Regions from separate parts of the Homo sapiens genome. Here all the other regions are linked to region 2. The links are chromatin contacts, found by Hi-C in ENCODE. All regions are on one chromosome and are shown on one strand. The core of a region is the stretch at or near the end of the contact, and the rest is flanking DNA. Distances in the headings are between cores, read along the strand shown. Region 1 overlaps CMKLR1 (chemerin chemokine-like receptor 1). Region 2 holds the start of SSH1 (slingshot protein phosphatase 1). Region 3 overlaps CMKLR1 (chemerin chemokine-like receptor 1).

Region 1 (3,288 bases), core at 11-2,510, 550 kb after region 2:
GACTTGGCCTCTGAGGTCCCCCCAGCAGTCCTTCCGTGCCCCCAGCCTGGGGCTTCCCATGAGTCCTGCAGCCCTGTCCTGGGTCAGGGGTCGCTGACTTCACTTGGGTTGTCCAAGGGGAAGGGAGGCTAATGCCCATGCTCAGTGGCCCACCCTTCCTCCTGTTGCCTCTTGCCTCCACCAGCTCTCCCCCTCTATGCTGCCTTTTCCCCTTAGCGTCCTTTCCCTGGCACTTTTTTTCTTTTTAGGAGGCAAAGTCTTGCTCTGTCACCCAGGCTGGAGCGCAGTGGTGCAATCATAGCTCACTGCAGCCTCGACTTCCTGGGCTCAAGCGAGCCTCCCACCTTAGCCTCCTGAGTAGCTGGGACTAAAAGGTGTGTGTCACCACACTTGGCTAAATTTTTAAATTAAAATTTTTTCCCCTAGAGGCAGGGTCTCTCTATGATGCCCAAGCTGGTGTTGTACTCCTGGCTATAAGTGACCCTCCCGCCTCAGCCTCCCAAAGTGCTGGGATTACAGGCATGAGCCACTGTGCCCAGTCTCCCTAGCACTTTTAAGTGTTAATATCTCACACGCACACATACACACATTCATGTCAACCACTAACTGGATCTGACATAGTAGGAATGGTTTTGGCATCTGAGCCCCAGTCCTGACGCCATTTTGCTGTATAACTGTGGCCAAAAACCTCCTTTGTGTGTGGGCCTCTGCTTCTCCATCGTCATCACGACATTGACTTCAGTTCACTGGGGAAAAGTTGAAAGCAGGACCCTGATGGTGGAATTGAAGGCATAGCAGCAGTGTGTATCTGGCATCAATTTGCAGTGGGGGATGCCTTTCCAGAACCCCAGCACCAGACCCCAGAGACTGCTGACTGCTCCTTCATCTGCACCCTGCTCATCTCCTGGGCGGGGGGTGGGGGGGCGGTCTTCGAACTTACCTGCCTCACACACGTGTCCTGGGATGTGCCTCCCTGGTGAGCTGCAGGTTCTGGCTGCCCCTCAGCACTGCCTCCCTCCTGTCTCTGCCTACCCGCCTTGCTGAAAGGCCCTGGGTCCATGAGGCCCGGGGATGGGGGACTCGGTGTTACCATGGCAACCATAGCTTATCTGTGGCATCATGGACTCCGGGGGAAGATGGCTCCCAGCCCCCAGGACTGGACAGTATGGGCCCTTCTCTGTGACCTGGCTTTTCCCGTGAAGACCCATCTGAGTATCTCTGGTCCTCACTCCTCCGCTCACTCAAGACCTTTCTTGGAGCATTGGTGGTTGCCATGGAAATGGCTCTGGAAGCAAACCAGTCCCTGTGGGCTGAGGAAAAATCCTTAAGAAAAATAAAGAGATTGCTTGGCTTCCTGGCTCTCTGATGGGACATCCTGATGCCTGGAGCCTCCAAAAACTGCACTTTCTGGGTAGGCCTGGAACTGGCAGAAGGATCCTCAGTTCACCAGGCCTCTTGCTATTCTCCTGCCTCCAGCCTTTCCTCTTCCAACGCAGTGCCCACATCAGCCACCCAGGTTAGAAGCTGGAATCTTTTTAGAAGGATGATACCCTCTGCTTAAAACCATCCATGGCTCCCTATTGCCCATAGGATAAAGTTGATGGCTTGCAGGGATCTCACAATCTGAAACCCTCTTCTTTCCTTAGCCACATCTCCTGCCTTCTCCCCTCCCCTAACACACACACACACACACACACACACACACACACAGCCCCTAACCACACTTTTTCAAGCCTCTGTTCCTCTGCAGGTATGTCATTTCCCTCGGCTGCTCCACCTGGCAAAGGCTTCATACCCTCCAAGGCTCAGCTCAAATGCCACCTCCTCCAGGAAGCATCCCCTGATTTCCCCAGCCCTTTCTCTTTACTTTGTGCAGAGCCAGGGCCACACACTCAGTGACCAACAGGGCCAGGCAGGAGACCCAAATGACCCATTTATGAACATTTTTCATGTCCACAAAGACATACGTGCTCTCCTATGAAAGCTGAAAATGAGAATGACTTGGTTCCTCTTTCTCTCACTGGATTGCACTTATTTCTGCCACAGCAGAGACCCTGGACAAACTCAATGGCAAATTGCAACTGGCTTATTACCCCAGGGAACAATAGGGAGGGGTGGGGACTGTGGATAACCCCTGTTCTGTAATGCAAGCCCAGCATGGCCAGTTTGCTGGAAGCCTGGAATTTAGGTGACATCTCAGAATACTGACTGTGCCACGATCTGTTCCTGCAACCACTTTCTCTGCATGAAGGTAGTGACTGGGCCATCTTACTCCCACAGCATTTGGCAAGGAGTGTGACCCTTAGACGTTGCCCACTACTGGCTTTTTTTTTTTTTGGAGATGGAGGTCTCACCCTGTCACCCAGGTTGGAGTGTAGTGGTGCAATCATAGCTCACTGCAGCCCTAAGCTGCTGGGCTCAAGCGATCCTCCTGCCTTTGCATCTGCTGTTCCCACTGCCTACCATGCTCTTCCACAGCACCAGCCCATGTCTCCCTCTCTGTGTATTCAGGTCTCCATTCAAAGGTGGAACAGGGCATAAATGCTGGGGGAGGGGAATTCTATGTTAGGGAGAGCGTTCCAAGAAGCTTCTCTGAGAAGATGACCCTCTTTGTATTTTATTCACAGCACAAATCACTGCCTGCTATTATATTCATTGTATTTTTTCAGCATTTACATAGAGCTTCCGATGAACCAGGCATGCTTCTAAAACATTACCAACATAAACCCATTACCAACATTCAATCCTTGCAACAACTCTGTGAGGGAGGAGCAATGATCACTCCTATTTTCCAGATGAGGGAACTGAGGCACAGAGAAGTGTGATGACTTGCCCATGGTCACACAGCAGAGCTGGGATTCAAACCGAGGCAGTCTGGCTCCAGATGTGTTTGTCTTCCTTATTATGTATTTGTTTACTTGACTGTTTAGCATCTGTCACCCCCGACTACCCCTCGACTCCAAGGGCAGGGATGTGTCTGGTTTGTTCCCTGCTGCAACCCCAGTACTCAGATCCAGGCCTGGCTCATAATAGGTATTTAATGACTATTTCTTGGAAGGATGGAGGAAGGGAAACAGGAGGATTAGAGGACTGGAAGGAAGAATCTTTGGCCTTCAGAGCTGAGCCCAATATCAAGATTGTCTTGTCGGAAGCTTCTCAGCCTCCTGAGGGATTTGAGTCAGCCTGTCTGGAGGGGCCCCTGCCTTGCCCGTCCTCACCCTCTAATAGAACCTCTATTTTCTGACCTCTCCCAAGAAGAGGTGCCAAACCTCATTCCCAGCTCCCTGG
Region 2 (3,040 bases), core at 201-2,700:
TGAGATGAATCGTGCTGAGACCCTGTGAATAACATGGAGGAGGTCACAGCCCCAGGACAGAGGGAGGGACGGGGAAGAATCCAGGAGGCTGCGTGGGTTTCCTGTTGGGCAGTAAGACAAATTTGCTAAGCTGCGGGGCAGGCTGGGACCACTGCGTTTGCGAGTGCTTGTGCAACATGCAGAGGTTGGGGGTGGGAGCCGGGAGATGAGATTTTGGCTAAAAGAAAAGTTTCCTACTACTAAGTCAAGCCAGAATTGCCTTCTTGGTATCTTATTCCATGTTCCCCTCTCCATCCCCATAACTGGTCACCTCTCCCCGGGACAACAGCAGCAGCCTCCTCCCTGGTCTCCCTCAGCCCTCTGCCCCGTGGTCCCTCATCCACGCAGCAGCCGGAGCGATCTTTCCAGAGAGGATGGAGACTCCAGCCATTCCTCCCCTCTTCCCTTCCCTGAGTGCTGGCCTCCGGTTGACAAACTTCTTCCTGCTTCAGGGCACGCTGATCCCCCCTGCTTGGAGAGCTGTCTCTCTGTTCTTTCACCTGTTAATCCTGCTTATGCTCAAGCCCAAGCCTCAGAATAAAGCTCTTCTGGGAAGCCTTCCCTGACCTCCAAGGAGTTGGCTGGGTTTCAGAACACCCAGAAAGAATTCATTGAAAAAGATTAGCAAAATACTTTTTTAAAAACGTGCCTAATAACTTGATTAACCTCTGCAAAATCAGGCGAATCTATTTTGCTTACTGTTTTTGTTTTTTGTTTTTTGTTTTTTTGAGACCGAGTCTCGCTCTGTCGCCCAGGCTGGAGTGCAGTGGCGCGATCTCAGCTCATTGCAACCTCCGCCTCCCAGATTCAAGCGATTCTCTTGCCTCAGCCTCCCGAGTAGCTGGGACTACAGGCGCGCACCACTGCGCCCAGCTAATTTTTGTCTTTTTAGTAGAGACGGGGTTTCACCATGTTGGCCAGGATGGTCTCGATCTCTTGACCTCGTAATCCGCCCGCCTCAGCCTCCCAAAGTGCTGGGATTACAGGCGTGAGCCACCGCGCCCGGCCCCAGGACGTCTTTTATTTCCTGGTCGCTGTACAGTCCTGTCTGCACGGTCGCCGGGCCTCAGTTTCCCCAGGCAGAGCAGCGGGCAGGGCCCCTGGGGCGTACGGGCTCCGGGCGGCGCGCGCGCCCCCGAGTCCCAGGCCTGATAGCGGGGCGCGCGGGCGGGGGCGCGTGTGTCGGGCGCGCGAGGGACGTGATCGACCAGCCGAGGCCTCGGGCAGCCCTCAGGGCCCCCGCGCACGCGCGCCTCCTCGTCCCGCCCTGCCCGCTTCCCCGCCCACTCCGCGCACTGAGGCCTGCGCGCGCCGGCGCGGGAGGCGGGAGCTGGGGGCGGGGGCGGTGGCGACGCCGAGGGGGAGGGGCGGGCCCGGCCCGGCTCGGCCCGGCCGCCCGCGCGCGGCTCCAGGAGGCCCCGGGCCCGGCCCGGGCGGCGGTGGCGGTGGCGGCTCTAGCTCGAGACGTCTGTGGCGCCCTCGCACCGCGCCGCAGCCATGGCCCTGGTGACCCTGCAGCGCTCGCCCACGCCCAGCGCCGCCTCCTCCTCGGCCAGCAACAGCGAGGTGAGCCCCGGGCTCGCCGCGCCCGGCCTGGGCCGCCGGACGCCGCGCCGAGGCCGCCGGAGCTGGGGCCGCGCGTGCGGGGCAGGGGGGCGGCTGCGCGGGCTCCTCGGGGCCCCGCCGTAGGAACAGAGCCGGGCAGCCGGACCGGGGTGACCGTGCGAGGACTGTGTGCGATGTGACCCTGTCTTGGGGAGCTGTGCGGGGACTTTGTGTGCGGTGTGACCCCTATCGGGGGGCGACTTTGCAGGGACTGTGTATGCAGTGCGACCCCTCTGGGAGTGTCTGCAGGATACTGTGTGTGCGCTGTGACCCACATCAGGGGGTTACCCCCATCTTGGGGTGACCCCTGTTAGGCGGAGACTGTGTGCGTTGTGACCCCTAAGGGTGACTGTGCAGAGACTGTGTGTGCAGATGTGACCTCGTGATTGTGTGGGGACTGTGATTTCAGGTGTGACCCCCATCTTGGGTTGACCTCTGTCTGGGGAGGACTGTGCGTCTGTCGGGACTCCCATTTGTGAGTGACTCTGCAGTGTGACCAGGGTCCAGGGGTGACTGGATGTGCAACTGGGACCCTTGATTGGGTGACTGCGTGAGCCGCTGGTTCTGAGACCTGTGGCCGGGGTAGTTCTAGGCCCTTTGCCTGTATGCCTGGCTGTGCGATGTGAGATGTGACTGTTGCTGACCTGCCGTCCGGGGACTGTGCCAGCGTGAGACAGGCATCTGGGAGTGCCCCTACAAACGTGTGAGATTGTTTCCCCGCCTGCCGCCTCTGGAGTTCTGTCTGTAGGCGTGCCCGTGTCACTGTGTGACGGTGACCGAGCGTGCTGTGGGCTCTGTGTGGCTGTGTTTCACGTCTGTGCGTGCAGCCTTAGTCTGGCTTTTCCTTTCTGTAACATCACTCAGGCCTGTGTGTTTATGTGCATCTATCTTTCTGTGTGGCTGTGACCCATTCTGGGTGATTGCATAGGTGCATTCCTGGGTTGCGTGTCCTGGCACTGTGCGCGTTTTTGTGGGTCTGTGTGTGGCCCAGGTCCGTTTGCCTGGCCACTTTTTCCTCTGGGGTTGATTGAGGGCACTGTTGCCCTCTTAGCCTGCAGGGTTGGCCTGGCTTGTCCTAGGCTGGGGCCTTGGGCCTCTGAGCAGGTCAGCCCTCTGTAGCTGCAGGGATGACCCTCTGGTCGCGCAATCTTGCCCACCATCTCTTGAAGAACCCGTCAAGGCCTCTGGTCTAAACTCTTACCTATAACAAGGCTGAGTGTCCGCCTGCAGACCCTTAGCTGTGTTTAGAGAAGACTGGAGGAGCGGCCCTGCGGTCCCAGGCCCAGGAAGTTCCGCAGCCAGCATCTGGGCTCTTCAGCCCCTTTCTTTGTGGGAGGGAGTGGGGGAAGTTGACTGATAACACGGGGGAGGTTTGTGTGTCTGAGAGAGACAAGAG
Region 3 (3,097 bases), core at 59-2,558, 520 kb after region 2:
ACTCTTTGGCCACAATAATTTCATCTGTAAATAAGGAGGTCGAATGGTATATCAGCTAGGGTAGTAGCTGCAGTAACAAATAGGTCCCCAAAGGCATAAGGGCTGAAGCAAAGCAGAGCTTTATTATAAGGCAAGTATTTCTGAATGGAGGGTGGTCCTCTTCCTCATGGTACTTCAGTGACTCATCTGGTGGTCCCACTCTCTCCTCAGATATCCTCATTGTCTGCAGCCAGGTGCACAAGACAAAAGAAAGTATGGAGGTGGCATATTTGCTTATCTGCTTTGGCCTGGAAGCAGCAGACATGACTTCCACTCACATGAGAACTATCATGTGGCCAATCTAGTTGCAAAGGAGGCCAGGACATGGAGTTACAAGGATATGAGGTTCTTGGCAAAGAGCAGCTCTTTCCCAGCCACAGTCGTGTATTGTGGACAGGGAGAATGAATTTTTGTGGACAGCTACCTGTCTCTGTCACAAATGTGGTGACCTCTTGGGTTGCTTCCATTCTTTGATTCTAAGTCTACATTTCCATTAGTCAATCTTAGTTAACATGGTGATGTTGGACTCACAACATCACCTATCCTCAAGGTAATTCCCATCAAATATACTAAGTAAATTTCCAGACTCCAGGCCCCTAAACATGGATTTTTCTGAAACATAGGCAACTGCCATTCTCTTTTCCCCCTGGAAAAAGGAAATAAGAATAATGGTTTGATAGAACATGCTGCGGGTTATTAAGCCAAAGGTATTTATATCCATTATCTACTTGAATCTCCCTACAAGCCTACATGGAAAGGCCTCAGGACTATCATCCCCATTTTATAGGTGAATAAAATGAGGCTCAGAGAGCTAAAGGGACTTGCCTAAGGTCACACAGCTCATAGCAAAAGAATGGGATTTGAACGAAAAACATCTTATTCCTGTCCTAGGGCCCCACTGCACATTTGAATGTTGGTGTTCATGTACGTGTACATGGTGTGGTTAGAGTCGGGATTTTCCTTGGGCTGGGCTCCCCCAGGGCTGGGCATGAGGGAAGTGAAAGCTCAGGAATCATGCTCAAACTCCCCAGAATGGGCCAAGGCTGCTGACTGTAAGGCAGCTGGGTGGTTGTCCTAGGTCCTGGGGTGAAGAAGTACAGTGTGACCAAGTATTACAGCCACTGGCTGTGTAAAAGAGAAGGGACAGTGCATGAGGGTGTTGTGTGGTCCTGGAAGACACTGAGGCTTCAACTGGGCTGGCCACATAGTGGGTGCCTGGGAGCACTTTCCTGTGTGAATAAATGCATGTGGGAGTAACAGCTGCAGCACTGTGAGAAAATGAGATGAATCAGACCTGCTTCCTGTCTTTGAGGCCCTCAGGGGAGGAGAGACAAACTTGTAACATATACTTTTATTAATTCACTCAACAAACATTTATTAGCATCTACTACACGTCTGGCTCTCCACAGGGCAAGAACGATGGAAAGACAGGATTCCTATCCTTGTGGAACCCATTTGAGAGATGAGGAAAGTGAGGCCCTGATTGGTTACGTGACATTCCCAAGATCATTTGGCCAGATTAGGACTTGAAACACCTGGCTTCCAGCCCAGCACTTTTTCCATAGCCCCTGCTGAGGAGGTGGCCGTAGGCCAGGACTGAGATGCAGTGAGGAGCCCCTGTTATTGGCAGCCACTTTGAGCTGCCGCCGGACTCAGGACATGCTGGTTTCAGGCGATAGCACGAAACCAGTTATTTCTTTTTAGAACCTCTAGATTTTTGCAGCAATGGACACAGGTATGAATGAGAAAAAGTAGAAATCCTTGCACTGTCAGATGGAATCAAGAGGCAGTAATTCTACGTGGTGCTATCAGAGAAAGAAATGTTGACGTCTGGGTGACGTTGGCTGGTAGCACACTGTGGTGATGATAGATCCCAGATCCAAGTGCTCCAGAGTTGAGATCCCAGCTCTGAACTTTAACCTCCTGAGCCCCTCAGCTTCCTCATTCATAAGGTGGGCATGCTATGAGTACCTGCCTGTCAGGGTTATGGTGAGATTAAATGAGTCCATATCCATCAAGCACTGAGTACAGCACGTGGTCAGTTCAGTGAAGGCATTTCTATTTTTATTTTTGGGACAGTGAGCTTTGAAATTGGCCTTTGCACATCTGGGTGTCTGGTGCCTTGTGATCTTGGGTTCCCAGACTGGAAAATGTCATTTGGGCTAGTCTCTTGCCTCCATGTCTGGCCCCAAGGAGAGGTCTTGGGCTCTGCTGGTGGAGAGTGCCCTGGGCCTCACTGTCTTCACCATAGACAGTCTCTGGCAATGTTGGAAGTACCAGCGGCTGACTCAGCAGGGAGGTCAGCTGCTATCCAGGCAGAATGTCAGAATCGGTTCTGCTTTCTTGGGGTATAGGACATGGGTCCTCAGATTCCAGCCCTGGGTTCCTGCTGAGGGCAGCTCTTGTGCAAGGAGGTGGGTGGGTGGGGAGATGGGTACAAAAAACAACAGTGAGCACACTTGGTTTTTCCTCCTGGAAATCAGGGGTCAGAGAAACAGGAAGTCAATGGAGAGAGGGTGTGGTGTAGTGAGAAGAGGGCAGGCCCTGTGGTCTGGCAGATGTGAGTTCTAATCCTGGGTTTGACACCTATTGATTTATTTTTTATTTTTTGAGACAAAATCTCATTCTGTCACCCAGGCTGGAGTGTAGTGACATGATCACAGCTCATTTGCAGCCTCGACCTCTGGGGCTTAAGTAATCCTCCCACCTCCTGAGTAGGTGGGACTATAGGCATGCATTACCATGTCTGGCTAGTTTTTGTATTTTTTGTAGAGACAGGATGTATTAGTCAGGGTTCTCTTAGAGGGTTCTCTTACGGTTCACTCTCTACATATAAAAAGGGGGAGCTTATTAAGTATTAATTTACATGATCACAAGGTCACACAATAGGCCATCTGCAAGGAGAATCAGTCTGAGTCCCAAAACTGGAGAACTTGGAATCCGATGTTCGAGGGCAAGAAGCATCCAGCATGGTAGAAAGATGTAGGCTGGGAGGCTAGGCCGGTCTCTCCTTTTCAGGTTTTTCTGCCTGCTTTATAGTCTCTGGAAGCTAATTAGA

What was found. Hi-C counts contacts between places; a loop is a spot of excess contacts on that map. Pooled maps may share reads with other maps.
Region 1: a loop to region 2 is called in a map of ascending aorta, with 3 times the contacts of the local background. The contact joins the enhancer-like site here to the promoter of SSH1 in region 2. A Hi-C loop is called at or near these places in 1 of 168 maps with a recorded cell type or tissue (ascending aorta) and 1 of 50 pooled maps.
Region 3: a pooled map shows a loop between it and region 2 (7-fold over the local background). The contact joins the enhancer-like site here to the promoter of SSH1 in region 2. A Hi-C loop is called at or near these places in 1 of 168 maps with a recorded cell type or tissue (ascending aorta), 1 of 37 single-sample maps with no recorded cell type and 5 of 50 pooled maps.

Annotation. Positions count from the first base shown.
Region 1 is chr12:108,308,586-108,311,873 of GRCh38, reverse strand. All of the region lies in intron 2 of CMKLR1 (chemerin chemokine-like receptor 1), which reads left to right. Among named protein-coding and RNA genes, the nearest start is that of CMKLR1, 29 kb to the left of the region's middle. Within about 2 kb of position 1,260, at least 4 of the 41 ENCODE cell types and tissues checked have a DNase peak (open chromatin) inside an H3K27ac peak, as active enhancers do; they include ascending aorta, where a contact is called at or near this core.
Region 2 is chr12:108,855,993-108,859,032 of GRCh38, reverse strand. SSH1 (slingshot protein phosphatase 1) reads left to right here and starts at 1,450. Exons shown (of 15, transcript NM_018984.4): 1 at 1,450-1,605. The coding sequence starts at 1,537. RefSeq lists a silencer at 981-1,720 and enhancers at 2,151-2,200, 2,253-2,754.
Region 3 is chr12:108,332,527-108,335,623 of GRCh38, reverse strand. All of the region lies in intron 1 of CMKLR1 (chemerin chemokine-like receptor 1), which reads left to right. Among named protein-coding and RNA genes, the nearest start is that of CMKLR1, 5.2 kb to the left of the region's middle. RefSeq lists an enhancer at 1,265-1,414. Within about 2 kb of position 1,308, at least 11 of the 41 ENCODE cell types and tissues checked have a DNase peak (open chromatin) inside an H3K27ac peak, as active enhancers do; they include ascending aorta, where a contact is called at or near this core.